3 separate regions of the Homo sapiens genome follow, and all the other regions are linked to region 2. A link is a contact called in ENCODE Hi-C or POLR2A ChIA-PET data. All regions are on one chromosome and are shown on one strand. Each heading gives the region's core, a stretch centred on a gene start or an enhancer-like site at or near the end of the contact. The rest is flanking DNA. Distances are from core to core; before and after follow the strand shown.

Region 1 (4,396 bases), core at 305-2,804, 270 kb after region 2:
ATATGTTGATGCCTCCTTTAAAGGGTTAAGTTTCTTTGGAATGACTTGATGATTTTGAGAAACTATATACACCACCTAAAGAATTGGTAGAAATGTAAATTCTTAATCATTACTAGTAACTGTCTTGAAGGGGAAAATAACCCCAAGCTGCCAATAGATGCCTGTCCTTCAAGATAAAATGAAATTATTCAATGCACTGGGCTGACTTAACACTACAAATAAGTAAATAATACATCAAACTTTAAGCGTCAATGTTTAATTTTCATAAGACTAATTTCTTAGCTACAGCTGTCAAGACAGATAACTGGCCCTGAGTGGGCAAAATGTGCCTTTAAAAAAAAAAAAAGTTAAAAACAGGTTTTAGAAAACTTATTTTATTTGTGTAATTTTCGAACACACATTTGCTTTTCTTTTGGTTTAAGTGCAGTTAAGTCACAGGAACTGTTAACTTTTCCTAAGTAAACTCAATGCTTCCTAGGAGAAAGAAGAGGAAAAAGAAAAAGGGGAGAATACACGGAAAAGTGAGGACAACCTATTCCCCAAAGGACAGGTTTTGTACGGCGAACCACCTTTTTCCAACTGCAGATTTCCAGAAGGCTGATTTCAAACAAATCGGGAGGGATGGATAAATTCCAACTCTCCAAGTTCTGTAGACCATCCGGAAGCAAATGCTGGCGGCCTTGGGGAGTGATCGAAACGTGTAGTAGTAGTAGTAGGGCTCTCTTCGTCCCATTCATTGACACTTAATAGTGTCTCCAGGCCACTCACCTCTGTTCCAGCTGAGCACAAATCACACTCACCAGGGAAGCTGGCGGGAGTCGGACACACACCTACACCCACACCCATAACCCTTGGCCCCAGGGCTGTAAAGCGCGATCCACGGAATCCGGGGGAGGCCGAAACCCGGTAGTCGATGGAACCTCTCACTGCAAAATCTCCCTGCTTTTTGAGGCTAGAGCCGAGAAGAACGCCACAGGACAACGCGGGGGAAGAGGGGGCACCTCCCCCTTACCTTGATGGCTTTGTCCATGTCGCTCTCCTCCGACATACTCAGTGGGGCCCCCACAGCCGGGAGAGGCGGAGGCTGCTCAGCAGCCCTGTCCCCGCGCGGCCGAGGGAGCAAAGGGCTCGGCACTCGGGCCCCTGGGCCTCGTGGCGACGGGCAGCAGCCGCCCCTCGGGACCGGTGGGGATGAGGACCCCGGCGCCGGCTCTGCTTCGGCGGGCGGCTCTAGGCTGGCGGCAGCAGCAGCGGCGGAGGCGGCGGCCCCTGGGGACAGGTCTTTGTGCTGGGCCCCACGCGGCCGCCTCCTAGCCTCATCCCCAGCTGGGGAGGCAGGCTCCTGGGGTAGGGCGAGGCGGGGAGGGCCTCGACCCGGGGCGCCGTGCAAGGGCCTCGCGGGGCCGCCGCTTAGACCTGGGCTCGCCAGGTCCTAAAGAAGAGCCTGCGCCTCCGCCTCCGCCGCCTGCACCGCCGCGAAGCCGAAGCCGAAGCCGAAGCAGAGCTCGGCGCCGCTGCTCCCGCCGCCGCCTCAGCGCCACACATCGCCGGGACACCCGCGCCGGGCAGCCCCGCCGGCCGCCCTCACGCACGCGCTGTGCCCCGCGGGAGCTCCAGGCCGCCCCTCCTGCCGCCCAGCTTCGTGACTCCACGGCCCCACGCGCCCCTTGCTGCCTTCCGCTGGGGTTTCCGAGCCGCCCCCGAACCGCGCACCCGACTTGCAGGCGTCCGCCTGGGCCTCCCTAAGACACGCCGCATACAGGACAGGCCCCTGGGCCTTCCGCGGCGATGGCGCTGCGCTAATGACGTCATAGGCCCGGACTCGCGTGAGTGCGCGTGCGTTGGGGCCTCAGCCTTTATCTCCACTCTGCGGAGATTCACGCCTGGAAAACGCTCTTCTGAGAGGATCTGTGGAGGTCAACCCAGGAGAGAGAAGACAGGACTGAAGCACTGAAAGGGTCCTGCCGTTAAGGGCGCAGGATTGTATAGAATATATAATAGCAGTAGCAGCTCTGTTTACGGAGCATTAACCTTACGTGGAGTTATTTCCTGCATTTCCTCCTTTCGTCTTTACAAGGTAGCCGTTTGGCGTCGTGAGGTATGGATGTTCCCATCCCTAATTTGCAAAATAGGTAACTGAGGCTCAGGAGAGCTAGACTAGTTTGTGCACAGCCGAGAAGTGGTCAAGCTAGAATGGGACCCCAGGTTTGTGCTCCCTACTCTCCACCGATAACCTATCAAAGGGCTTTGCAAGAGCTTTTGACTAATCGTCTGTCAATGGTTCTTCATTCACGTATTAATTGCACATCAGTATGTGCCAAATCTACTAGACATTGGAGAAACAGTAGGAACAACACATGGTACCGGCACATGGATCTTTCAGGAAAACGAAGTAGGTAATAAACAGGAAAAAGCCCGAGTCTGATGCTAAGAAGAACATAAACAGGATGCTGAGGTAAGAGAATAACTGGATGTGGGGACTTCTTCGTATTAGATGATTAAGGAAGGAATCTCAGGAGGTAACATTTAAGCTGAGACCCCTGAGGAATGAGAAAGGGCTGGCTATTGGAAATCCAAGGAAAGATTTCTGGGCAGATGGGTAGAAATTTTAAGGTGGAAATAAGCTAAATATGTTCAAGAATCAGCAAGAAGGTCATTGTAGCTGGAGTAGATCGAGTAGGAGGAGACTGATAAAGGGTGAGGTTGGAGGCTGGGCGCGGTGGGTCACGCCTGTAATCCCAGCACTTCGGGAGGCCAAGGCGGGCGGATCACTTGAAGTCAGGAGTTCGAGACCGGCCTGGCCAACATGGCGAAACCCCGTCTCTATTTCAAAAAAAGAAAAAAAAAAGTATAAAAAGGATGAGGTTGGAGATGTGGGCAGGGGCTGCATCATATGTGGCCTTTGGGGGTCATAATCAGGACTTTGGATTTTATTCTAAGCTATTGTAAGGTTTTAAAGTAAAGAGTGATGTGAACAAATTTGTTTTAAAAGATCACTCTGCTTTGTAGAGAATAGAATATAGGAAAGCAAGAATGGAAACAGAGCTATTAGGAGGCTATTGGAGAATAATGCAGATGAGAGATTATTACACTGTCTGAACTAAGGAGGTGGCGGTAAAGGTGTAGAGAAGATGGATTTTTTTTTTTAAACGGTCCCACTGTCTAGAGTGCAGTGGCGTGATCACAGCTCACTGCAACCTAGACCTCCTGGGCTCAGGCGATCCTCCCACCTCAGCATCCTGAGTAGCTGGGACTATAGGCGCATGCCACCATGCCTGGCTAATTTTTCGTATTTTTTTTGTAGAGATTGGGTCTCTCCACATTGCCCCGGCTGCTCTCCAACCCCTGAGTTCAAGTGATTCACCTCCCTTGGCCTCCCAAAGTACTGGGATTACAGGCGTGAGCCACCGTGCCTGGCTGAGAAGATGGATTTAAGACATATTTTGGAGGTAACATTGTCAGGACTTCCTGAAGGATTAGATGTGGAAGGGAAGGATAAGAAACAGACCAAGGATAACTTTCAAATGTATGCTTAAGCAACTGGATGGATAATGATGCCATTGAGTGAGTGAAAAACTTGATGGAAGTGGAAGATTCAGAGTTCATTTCTATCTAGGTTAATTTGAGACATACCAGAGCATAAGTTAAGTAAGTAATTGAATATTGGAGTGGAGACTTATTTGTCTACCGAATTATTGTTTTCTTTGTCGGACATACACCTACACTGCATTCCTCAAAGTAAAATTTAAGTGTGGCTCTGTGCCTATGCTCTCCCCAGCGGAAAGTGACCAGAAGAGGTGTGCAGTTTCCAGGCCTGGCCCATACAGACCTCCAACAGGTGCTCCCCTGTGCTGTTACTCCTTCTGCCAACTGGAAGCAGATGGTGACCAGGCTCTGGAGAAGGCAAGGCCTGAAGATGGGAGATTCCTAAGTGGAGGAGAACTGTGCCTTACTGACCTAAATATCCACTCAGTATTGTTATGTGAGAATAAATAAACTTGTGTTGACCGTTTACTTACTTTGAGTCTTTTGTTCTAGCAGCTTTGCCTATGCTACCTAATATGAATAAGAGCAATGATCCCGCGATGAACTTTGGGAGAAAATTTTTAAATGACTTCAGTTGACATCTGTAACAGGAAATATTCGTGCAAAAGTAATTGTGGTTTTTGCCATTTAAAAATAATGGCAAAAACTGCAGTCATTTTTGCACTAACCTATAGAAGATGCCTTGGATTTATTCATTCATTTCATCCAGTAAGAATTTCTCTCTGCCAGGCTCTATGTCTTGTAATAGAGATGCAGAGATGATGTCGTATAATAGAGATGCAGCAATGAAGAGACAAGGTCCCTGCTCTCAAGCAGCTTTTAGTCTAGCTGTTCAACTTACCGACTTATT
Region 2 (4,793 bases), core at 329-2,828:
CAAAAGCCCACCAAGAGTTTTGCCTAGGCCTTTCCTTGGCCTTAAAGCATGACAAAATAACGAAAGAATTCCTAACAGGACCCATTTAGGATTAAACAAATTTTATTGGGGGTCTGAAGTAACTCCCCAAACCTCCGTGATTTAGTAGGAGGCAAGATAAGGATAATCACCCCAGCACCTATTGCCATTTAGATTAAGTAAATTTACTGAGGCTTCAAAGGAAAGTCTTCAGGACTCAAACCTTAGTTATAGACTAAAGTGAGTTAATCAATTATTATTATTATTATTTTTTTTTTTTTGAGACGGAGCCTCCCTCGCCCAGGCTGGAGTGCAGTGCCGGGATCTCGGCTCACTGCAAGCTCCGCCTTCCGGGTTCACGCCATTCTCCTGCCTCAGCCTCCCTAGTAGCTGGGACTACAGGCGCCTGTCACTGCGCCCAGCTAATTTTTTGTATTTTTAGTAGAGATGGGGTTTCACCGTGGTCTCGATCTCCTGACCTCGTGATCCGCCCGCCTTGGCCTCCCAAAGTGCTGGGATTACAGGCATGAGCCACCGCGCCCGGCGAGTTAATCACTTATGTCTTTAGATGAATGCACATTTACACGTAGACATATAGCTTAGAAGGTATATAAGCTCTGGAAAGCTTTGTAATTTTAAGTTGGTCTGGTGATAATTTCCAGGCCTTCTCCCTGTAACTGGTTGCAGAAATAAAAACTCGCTTCCTCTCCAGTTCATCTGCATCTCCTTACTGAACCAGGAGAAACAGCAGCCTGACGCTCAGTTTGGTCCAGGAACAGGTGGTGGAGGGCTCTCGAACTTTTTTCTTTTTTTTTTTTTTTTTTTGAGATGGAGTCTCGCTCTGTCGCCCAGGCTGGGGTGCAGTGGCGCGATCTCGGCTTACTGCAAGCTCCGCCTCCTGGGTTCACGCCATTCTCCTGCCTCAGCCTCATGAGTAGCTGGGACTACAGGCGCCCGCCACTACGCCCCGCTAACTTTTTTTGTATTTTTAGTAGAGATGGGGTTTCACCGTGTTAGCCAGGATGGTCTCGATCTCCTGACCTTGTGATCCGCCCGCCTCGGCCTCCCAAAGTGCTGGGATTACAGGCTGAGCCACAGCGCCCGGCTCTCTCGAACTTTTTTGGCAGATTTTTGCTGTTGATCAGCCCCGCTTCCCCAACTTTCCCCTGGGTCTCTCTCCCCCGGGAGTTTCTGGTTCCTCTGCGATTAATCACAGCCAAGTCTAGCTGGTTCTTCAGGACGGAGAATAAATAGGATAAACAGGAGCAGCCGAACCCTAACTTTGAGAGCTTTCTCCCCTCCTCTCCTAACTTCCCAGTCAGTGACTCGGAAGACTTTAACAGCAACAGCTGCCTCCTCTTGCCAGCTTGATCCCACCTGCTAAGTGAAGGAACAGCGTTTAAAGAGGTGGCAATCGGCAAGGGTGGATGCTTCCCTTTCCGCGCAGGCGCGTTCAGTCGCAGCACCGCGACTATCGTGATAGACAAGCGAGATCGACGCTGGCCCTTTAATAGCCCTTTCCCGGGGTCCTGCCCCGCGCGTGCGCACTGTGGTTCTGCGCTTGTCATCATGGCGACGCGGGGCCATGTGCAGGACCCTAACGACAGGCGCCTCCGGCCCATTTACGGTGAGTGTCTTGGACCAGCCCGCTCGCCAGCCCGACGCGCCGAGGGCTGCCGAGGCTGGGGCGAAAGCCCAGGAGGGGTGCTGAGGGCCGGCGCGCGGGCCGGGCAGGCGCAGGGGGGCGGGCCGCGCGGGCCACTAGGCCGCAGCCGCGGGCCTCGCGTAGGCGCCGGCCCAACCTTCCTCAGCCTTGGGGTGGTAGTGGCGCGGTCTGGGCAGCAGCTGGTCGGCAGAGCTGGCCTGCTTGGCAGGCCCCGTGGGACGCGTGGTTCTGCAGACACCTGCGCTACCCGCAGGCTGCATCGTTACCGCCGCTCCTAGGGAGACCGGAGATCTCCCCGAAGGTGGAAGCCGGCTCCGGCACGAGGGTGGGACGCCCTGCCTGAGGGAAGATTCCCTACCAGAGATTTTTTTTTATTTACGGGAATTGGGCCTAGAGGGTTGTCTGACTAGGTGGGCTTCGGTGCATAGGAGAAACTGAGGTCCGGAGTGGGGAAGGGGCTGACGCAAGGTCACCCAGATCGAGTCAGGAGCAGGCCCGAGATTCCAGGCTCCCAATCCAGAGCTGTTGGGTGGAGAAGCAGCTACTCTGGTCACACGTGGGAGGCGGGGGGAGGGGGTCTTGGGCCTAAAATAGCGGTGAAGAGATTGTGATAGCTCGTGTCAGAGGGGCATGCAGAGCTACTGGAGGGCTTCTCCTTTCTGCAGCTTCTCTGTGGTTTTCTCTGCAGCTTTCCTTCCCTGTGCTAAGCAGATCCCTCTCCACAACTCTTACCTCAACCCGCAGACTTGAAGACCTTGATGTCATCTCATCCATTTACCCTGGTAGTGAAAAATCACAGATTTTGAGTTTGGGAGAAACCCTTTTCCAATAACCGAAATGTGTAATTGGATTGGTCCTTTTTGCATTTCCTTTCCTCTTAGATGGTTTTATGGTCTTGGTCTATCTCACTTAATGGTGAGGAAGCTTCAAGGTCAGTGGTTTTTACAAAAGTAGACATCGTATTTATAGACCTCATGTGGATGTTACTAAATTGGAGGCTTCTCTCCAAGGTGGGAATCGTTTTGGGAGCGGGGGGCGGTGGTTAACTTTGTTTCTGGCCACAGTTAGTCCGGCTTTTATTTCATAATTTGTGTGATTTTTTTTTTTACTCTCACATCTCATTTGATTTTAGCAACAATCCTATAGCTAAGGTTTATAGATGACTCATTATGACAGTCACTGGCCTTGGCCTTTTATATGGGTTATCTAATATAATCTTCACCCATTCTCAAGAGGTGGCTACTGTTTTTTCCTGCCCCTGAACCCTTTAACAACAACAACAACAAAAAAAAAAACAGATGAGGAAACTGAGGCTTTATTGTTGTTGTGTAATTTGTCTAAGGCCACTCAGTTAGTATTTCTTGGAGCTAGAATTTGAACCCCTGTGGACTGTTTCAGGCTCACCTTTTTTTTCTTTTGAGATGAGTCTCACTCTGTCGTCCAGGTTGGAGTACAGTGGCACAATCTCAGTTCACTGCACCCTCTGCCTCCCAGGTTCAAGCGATTCTCCTGCCTCAGCCTCCTGAGTAGCTGAGATTACAGTTGCACGCCACCAGGCCCAGCGAACTTCCATGTTTTTAGTAGAGACAGGAGTTTACCATGTTAGCCAGGCTGGACTTGAACTCTTGACCTACTCAGCCTCCCAAAGTGCTGGGATTATAGGTGTGAGCCACCATGCCTGGCTCCAGGCTCACCTTTTTTTTTTTTTTTTTTTTTTTTTTGGAGACAGTCTCATTCTGTCATCCAGGCTAGAGTGCAGTTGCACAATCACAGTGCACTGCAACCAGCCTCCGCCTCCTGGGTTCAAGTGATTCTCCTGCCTCAGTCTCCTGAGTAGCTGGGATTACAGGTGCCCGCCACCATGCCGGCTAATTTTTGTATATATTGTAGAGAATGGGTTTCGTCATGTTGCCCAGTCTAGTCTAAAACTCCTGAGCTCAAGCAGTCCTGCCTCAGCCTCCCAGAGTGCTGGGATTACAGGTGTGAGCCACTGTGCCTGGCCCAGGCTCACCTTCTTAACCACTGTGCTAGAAACTACCTCACTTTGAGCTGAAGACACTGATTTGCCTGAGGTCACACAGATGGTAAGTGGCAGAGAAAGGACTCTGATTTCCTATTTCCCCGGGGCTGCATATTCTCATGCCCTTGCCCTCCAGTGTATATTTTCAGAGGGCAGAGATATATATACAAGGTGGGTGATGGAAGGTGAGAACTGAATCCAGGGTTCATAGTTTGTGACTCATTACAGCTTTGTGCAGCAGCTGCCTGCAGACTTTTTTTTTTTTAAACTAAAAACACTCAATACTTTCAAGAATAATTTGATTTTTAAAATTGTTCTTGAGGACCAAAGAGAATTTCTTTGGTCCCATAGTTATTTAGAATTAATAGTGTTTTGACTGTCTAATGGGAAACACCATGTCCATTTCACATCACTAAACATCAGGATATATTAACAAGTTATATTCTCAAAACTGAAGTCAGAATTATGTAGCTTTTGTAACATGTACATGGGAAGAGGATTAGAAGAGGCTTTCTTCAGTAATTCTAAGGCGATTAGTATAAACTGGCAGGACTAGGAAAAGAACGGTACAGACTGTCCGTGAATTCAGCACTTAAGCACATTTGACTTTTGAACTCCACACTTTTGTTGTTTAAATACATTACTACCCCCAAACAACCATGGTTCCTTGAATTCAGACATTCTGACAAATGAACAAACTCATCTATGGTGGTACTTGCCCACCAGCCAAAAATTCAACAACTATCAGCATTAATTAGTGTTTACTGGTGGGCTGACTGCCCTATTAGGTAGGTAAGATTATTGTGATCAAACTGAAGCCTAGAGATTAACTTGCTCAAGGTTGTAGCTACCAAGTTGTAGAGCTGGGATTTGAACATAGACATTCTCACTGAGAGCTCAGCTCTTCACCAAGTTCAGATTCAGTAGCATCACTGTCTTTGTACAACAGTATTTGTACTGCCAAGGTTTCAGGATTTATTTTACAATTGTGTTGGAAACCTTGCTTGGGGCCTCAGCTCTTGCTGGAATTCATTGAGGGTATATGTGGACAGGGCTATGTGGTGATAAATTGTGGTGGGTTGAAATTTT
Region 3 (4,409 bases), core at 1,852-4,351, 340 kb after region 2:
TAGCTGGGATTACAGGTGCGCGCCACCATGCCCAGCTAATTTTTGTATTTTCAGTAGAGACAGGGTTTCACTATGTTGGCCAGGCTAGTCTCGAACTCCTGACCTCGTGATCCGCCTGCTTCAGTCTTGCAAAATGCTGGGATTACAGGTGTGAGCCACTGCACCCAGCCATTTTACCCCATTTTACAGATGAGGCAGCTGAGGTGCAGAGTCCACTGCTGTATGCACCATCCCTCTTCCCTGCTGAGTCAGCAATAAGGCCACACTGCAAACAGCCCAGGGGGCTCTAAGAGGTCCAGTTCCAGCACGGCGCCACCAGAGTAGAATGCTCTGTGGTCCTTGGAAAGGGTTAAATGAGATCTGAACGTACTCAGAATGATAACCCAGGTACATTGTTCAGTGAGACGGCGAGCTTCAGAATATAAGTGGTTGCATCTCATTTATGTTAAAAAAAAAAAAAAGTCTGGTGTGCTTGCATTCTCTCTCTCTCTCTCTTGCTGCAGGCACTTGTAAATGCAAACAAAATGTCTACAAGAGACACACCCACCTGTTCACAGTGCTCTTGGAGGGAGTAAAATGGGGTATCCAGAGAGGTTTATTTATTTATTTATTTTTTAAGAGATGGGTTCTTGCTCCATTGCCCAGGCTGGAGTGCAGTGGCACAATCATAGTTCACTGCAGCCTTACATCTAATCTCAAGCGATCTTCCCACCTTGGCATCCCAAAGTGCTGGAATTACAGGCATGAATCACCTTGACTGACCATGTCCAGAGAGTTGTAAGTCAGTCCTCTGCAATTTTATACAGTGGGCATGTGTTACTTTAATGATCTCAAAAAGTCTGATAAAGAAAAGCAGCCACAGGGAATTGACTCGGCTCCTCCAGCCTACACCCACAGAGTAAATCTGGAGAACAGGATGTGTTACCTATGGGCCTGGGTGCATATCTGGACCCAGCTGCCTCATCTGCATGTGATAAAGGATAAAGATTTTAATCAGATCCTGTGGCCAGAAGGGTTCCTAGGGCGATGGCTGTTCCTTGAGGACATTTCTGAGACAGGGTCTTGTTCTGTTGCTCAGACTAAGTGTAGTGGCCCAATCATAGCTCACTGCAGCCTCGAACTCCTAGGCTCAAGTGATCCTCCCACCTCGGCCTCCCATATAGCTGGGACTACAGGCATGTGCCACCGCACCTGACTAATTTACTTTTTTAGTAGAGACTAGACACAGGGTCTTGCTATGTTGCCCAGGCTGGTCTCGAAATCCTAGGCTCAAGGGATCATCCCACCTCAGCCTCCCATATAGCTGGGACTACAGGCATGTGCCACCGCACCTAACTAATTTACTTTTTTAGTAGAGACTAGAGACAGGGTCTTGCTATGTTGCCCAGGCTGGTCTCGAAATCCTAGGCTCAACGGATCATCCCACCTCGGCCTCCCAAAATGCTGGGATTTACAGGCATGAGCTACTGCACCTGGCCTCTGCTAGATCTTTTGATGCTCAAGTCTTCCAAGCATGAACTTGCACAGGCTGCCAAGGGAGCCATAGCTGCTGCCTTTTTAGCTTGTGTTATGCAAAAGATTTTATTTTATCCTTTTAAAAATTCCCTTGCAAATGACCTTTGTAACATCCCCTAAAATCACACGCATGTGCCTTTACCCATCACCTATATCCAGATTTGCAGCCACACTCAGGGCCAGACCAGCAGGTGTGCTGTTGAAAGCAGCTGGCTAGGAGCCAGCTCTACAGCATCCCAAATCAGCAATAGTCCCAGAGGATCGGTGGTCCCTTTGTTCCCACCCAGAGTCACAACATACCATGGAATGTTCTGGTTAGGGGCTTACTCCTGGAAGTTCAGCTGTGAACCCCAACTATGCCACTGACTTTGGTCTTTAGGTGAGTCACTAAACCTCTTTGTGACTCAGTCTCTTCATCTGTAAAATGGAGAATTACAGTCCCTTCCTACTGAGGCTGTTGTAAAAATTACCTTAAATTGCAAAACAGGTAGACGCTTAGAACAGTGCTGCACAAAGGCTGTGCAGACAGGACAGGAGCTGTGATTAACTATGAAGTGACTGGTTGATGAGGGCCTGTGTGAACCTAACCCTCAGAGCGCCTTTCCATTTATAGGAGAAAAAGCTTAAGTCAGAGAAGGCAGCCAACATGCACTGGCACAAACAAAACAAACTCTTTCATAACCAATTTCAGCCTCTGTGAAGTCTAGAACTTTAACCAAACTCAAAGATCAAAACAAAAAATATTCCAAAGTATTACTGATTGAGCAATCAATAAATGGACCACAGGAATCAGTTTTATCCTGGAAAGCTCCTCCTTGGTTTGGTCGAAGCCGGCGTTGGAAGCCGCAGACACCCCTTGGGGTCGGCCCCCTGGGGCCGAAGGTCCTCCAGGATTCCCTACTCCCAGCAATGGAAGCAGCCGAGCGTGGCCTCGCCCATGGTGAACTGGAGAACGTGGCTGCAAATCACCTCTTTCCTGGTTTTTCCTTTTGAACTCCTTGGATGAGGGCATGAGTCAGGGGGTAAAGGGGATGACTAAGGAAAAGACAGGAAAGTTCCTGCAAAGAGGGACTTGGTCGCGTCTTCTGAGTGGGTGAGGGTGGGGACCCTGCGGAGACCCGAAAGCAAGGACCATGGGGAGAACGGAACCCCGAGAGTTGGCCCTGGAAAACAGACCGAGGCTGGGCGAAGACGGAGAGGGGGCCCAAGTCACGGGGAAATGGGACGGGGACTGTCAGAGGCGGCGAAGGGGCTAAAATGCTTGCAGGAGAGGAGGGGGCAGATGTGCTTCCAGGTCAGCCTCTGCAAACCCCTCGAGCCCCAGATGAGTACACTAAGGCCCACGGCGGCGCGGGGCCTTCCTAGGGGCCTGCGGGGGACTCGGGCCGGAAAACAAAGCGCGAGCCCGGCCGGTGGGCTCACCTGGTTGCAGAAGACCTCGGGCTGCTGGTTGGGGGCAGGCACGGCCTGGGTGGCGGCGGCTGACAAGAGGCGGCGGCCCAGGCGGGGCCCGAAGCGGGCGGCAGCGCGCAACATCGCAGCGGGCTAGCGGACAGCGAGCGGACCGAGAGCAGAGCTAGGGTCTCAGGGCCACTGAGCCGACCCCGCTCCCCGCCCCGCGCGGCAGCCAATGGAAAGGCGGGGGCGGGCCGGGGGCGGGGCTGCCTCTACCATTCCTCGGGATGGGGCGCGCAGCTGATGCAAGCGAAGCGGGTGGCGCTAGGTACCCCCGGCCCGTGGCTGCCCCCTGGCTCGCGCGACGCCTCCGCGCCCGCCACCGCCCTCCGCCTGTGCGGAAAGACCCGGCCCCGCGAACGCAGCTCGCCTTGGTTGAGCCCCCAATGTGTGCCTTTGACCCCAATGTGAACAGGCCCGAGCCAGGGCGACCCTGACCTTCCCGGCTGATGCTCCAGGTGAAGAGACCGGCCGTAAACCCAAAAGCGAGATCATTTCGGAGGTGAAGGAGATGAACGAGGTGACATGGATGGGGCAGACGGCACTGCTTTTATAAGTACCATGGTCAGGAAATGACAAGTGAGACCTGAATGATGACAGGGAACAGCAAGGGCAAAGGCCAGGAGATGAGACCACCTGGCACGTGTTAGAGAAATGGAAAGAATGAATGGAGCCCAGTTAACAAGGAGAGAGGCGGCCAGGGCAAGGGCAGGGACGGTCTTGGAAGCAGCGGTTCAGAGTTTAGAACAGGATGATTTGCATGATTTGCTTATTCTTTTTTTTTTTTTTTTTTTTGAGACGGAGTCTCACTGTGTCGCCTAGGCTGGAGTGCAGTGGCACGATCTCGGCTCACTGCAAGCTCTGCCTCCCGGGTTCACACCAGTCTCCTGCCTCCGCCTCCGGAGTAGCTGGGACCACAGGCGCCTGCCACCACGCCCGGCTAATTTTTTGTATTTTCAGTAGAGACGGGGTTTCACCGTGTTAGCCAGGATGGTCTCGATCTCCTCACCTCATGATCCGCCTGCCTCGGCCTCCCAAAGTGCTGGGATTACAGGCGTGAGCCACCGCGCCCGGCGGTGGGACTCTGATTTCAACACCAGATTCCACCAAAGTCGCCCTGGGGGCTCAGCACCATTCCACACAAACCAGAGGAAGAAAAGGCATGGGGGTGGCCCATGGGAGGTTTCTGTGGGCTGAGCCTGCTCGCCTGGCTGGATTTCAATCACACAACCATGCCTCCATGCAAAAGAGTCTGGGAAATGAGTGGCCCCTGTGCCAGGAAGAAGGGAAATAGGTTTGGAGATCAGCTGCAGAGATAATCTGATAACCAAGACTCCCTTCCTTCTCTGAATTCAGCCATGCAGGCCCCACTTCCCCTTCCCAATGGCGCCTTGCTTTTTTTTTTTAGATGGGGTTTCACTCTTGTTGCCCAGGCTGGC

Evidence for each region. Hi-C counts contacts between places; a loop is a spot of excess contacts on that map. ChIA-PET counts read pairs that join two places held with the same protein, here RNA polymerase II (POLR2A). Pooled maps may share reads with other maps.
Region 1: a loop to region 2 is called in a map of CD8-positive, alpha-beta T cell, with 33 times the contacts of the local background. The contact joins the promoter of MAPKAPK5 here to the promoter of NAA25 in region 2. A Hi-C loop is called at or near these places in 7 of 168 maps with a recorded cell type or tissue (B cell, CD4-positive, alpha-beta T cell, CD8-positive, alpha-beta T cell and 2 more), 8 of 37 single-sample maps with no recorded cell type and 18 of 50 pooled maps. POLR2A ChIA-PET finds 5 or more read pairs at or near these places in 14 of 52 experiments (CD4-positive, alpha-beta T cell, CD4-positive, alpha-beta memory T cell, MCF 10A and 9 more).
Region 3: a pooled map shows a loop between it and region 2 (4-fold over the local background). The contact joins the promoter of ALDH2 here to the promoter of NAA25 in region 2. A Hi-C loop is called at or near these places in 3 of 50 pooled maps. POLR2A ChIA-PET finds 5 or more read pairs at or near these places in 5 of 52 experiments (GM12878, WTC11, activated B cell and 1 more).

Annotation. Positions count from the first base shown.
Region 1 is chr12:111,839,386-111,843,781 of GRCh38, reverse strand. MAPKAPK5 (MAPK activated protein kinase 5) reads right to left here and starts at 1,554. Exons shown (of 14, transcript NM_003668.4): 1 at 1,013-1,554. The coding sequence starts at 1,048. It overlaps MAPKAPK5-AS1 (MAPKAPK5 antisense RNA 1), which reads left to right and starts at 777. Exons shown (of 2, transcript NR_015404.2): 1 at 777-2,455; 2 at 3,305-4,015. RefSeq lists enhancers at 869-968, 1,699-1,978 and silencers at 1,059-1,408, 1,489-1,668.
Region 2 is chr12:112,105,568-112,110,360 of GRCh38, reverse strand. NAA25 (N-alpha-acetyltransferase 25, NatB auxiliary subunit) reads left to right here and starts at 1,578. Exons shown (of 24, transcript NM_024953.4): 1 at 1,578-1,645. The coding sequence starts at 1,588. RefSeq lists silencers at 1,629-1,708, 1,729-1,808 and an enhancer at 3,409-3,910.
Region 3 is chr12:111,765,625-111,770,033 of GRCh38, reverse strand. ALDH2 (aldehyde dehydrogenase 2 family member) reads right to left here and starts at 3,101. Exons shown (of 13, transcript NM_000690.4): 1 at 2,938-3,101. The coding sequence starts at 3,051. RefSeq lists a silencer at 3,094-3,413 and an enhancer at 2,873-3,642.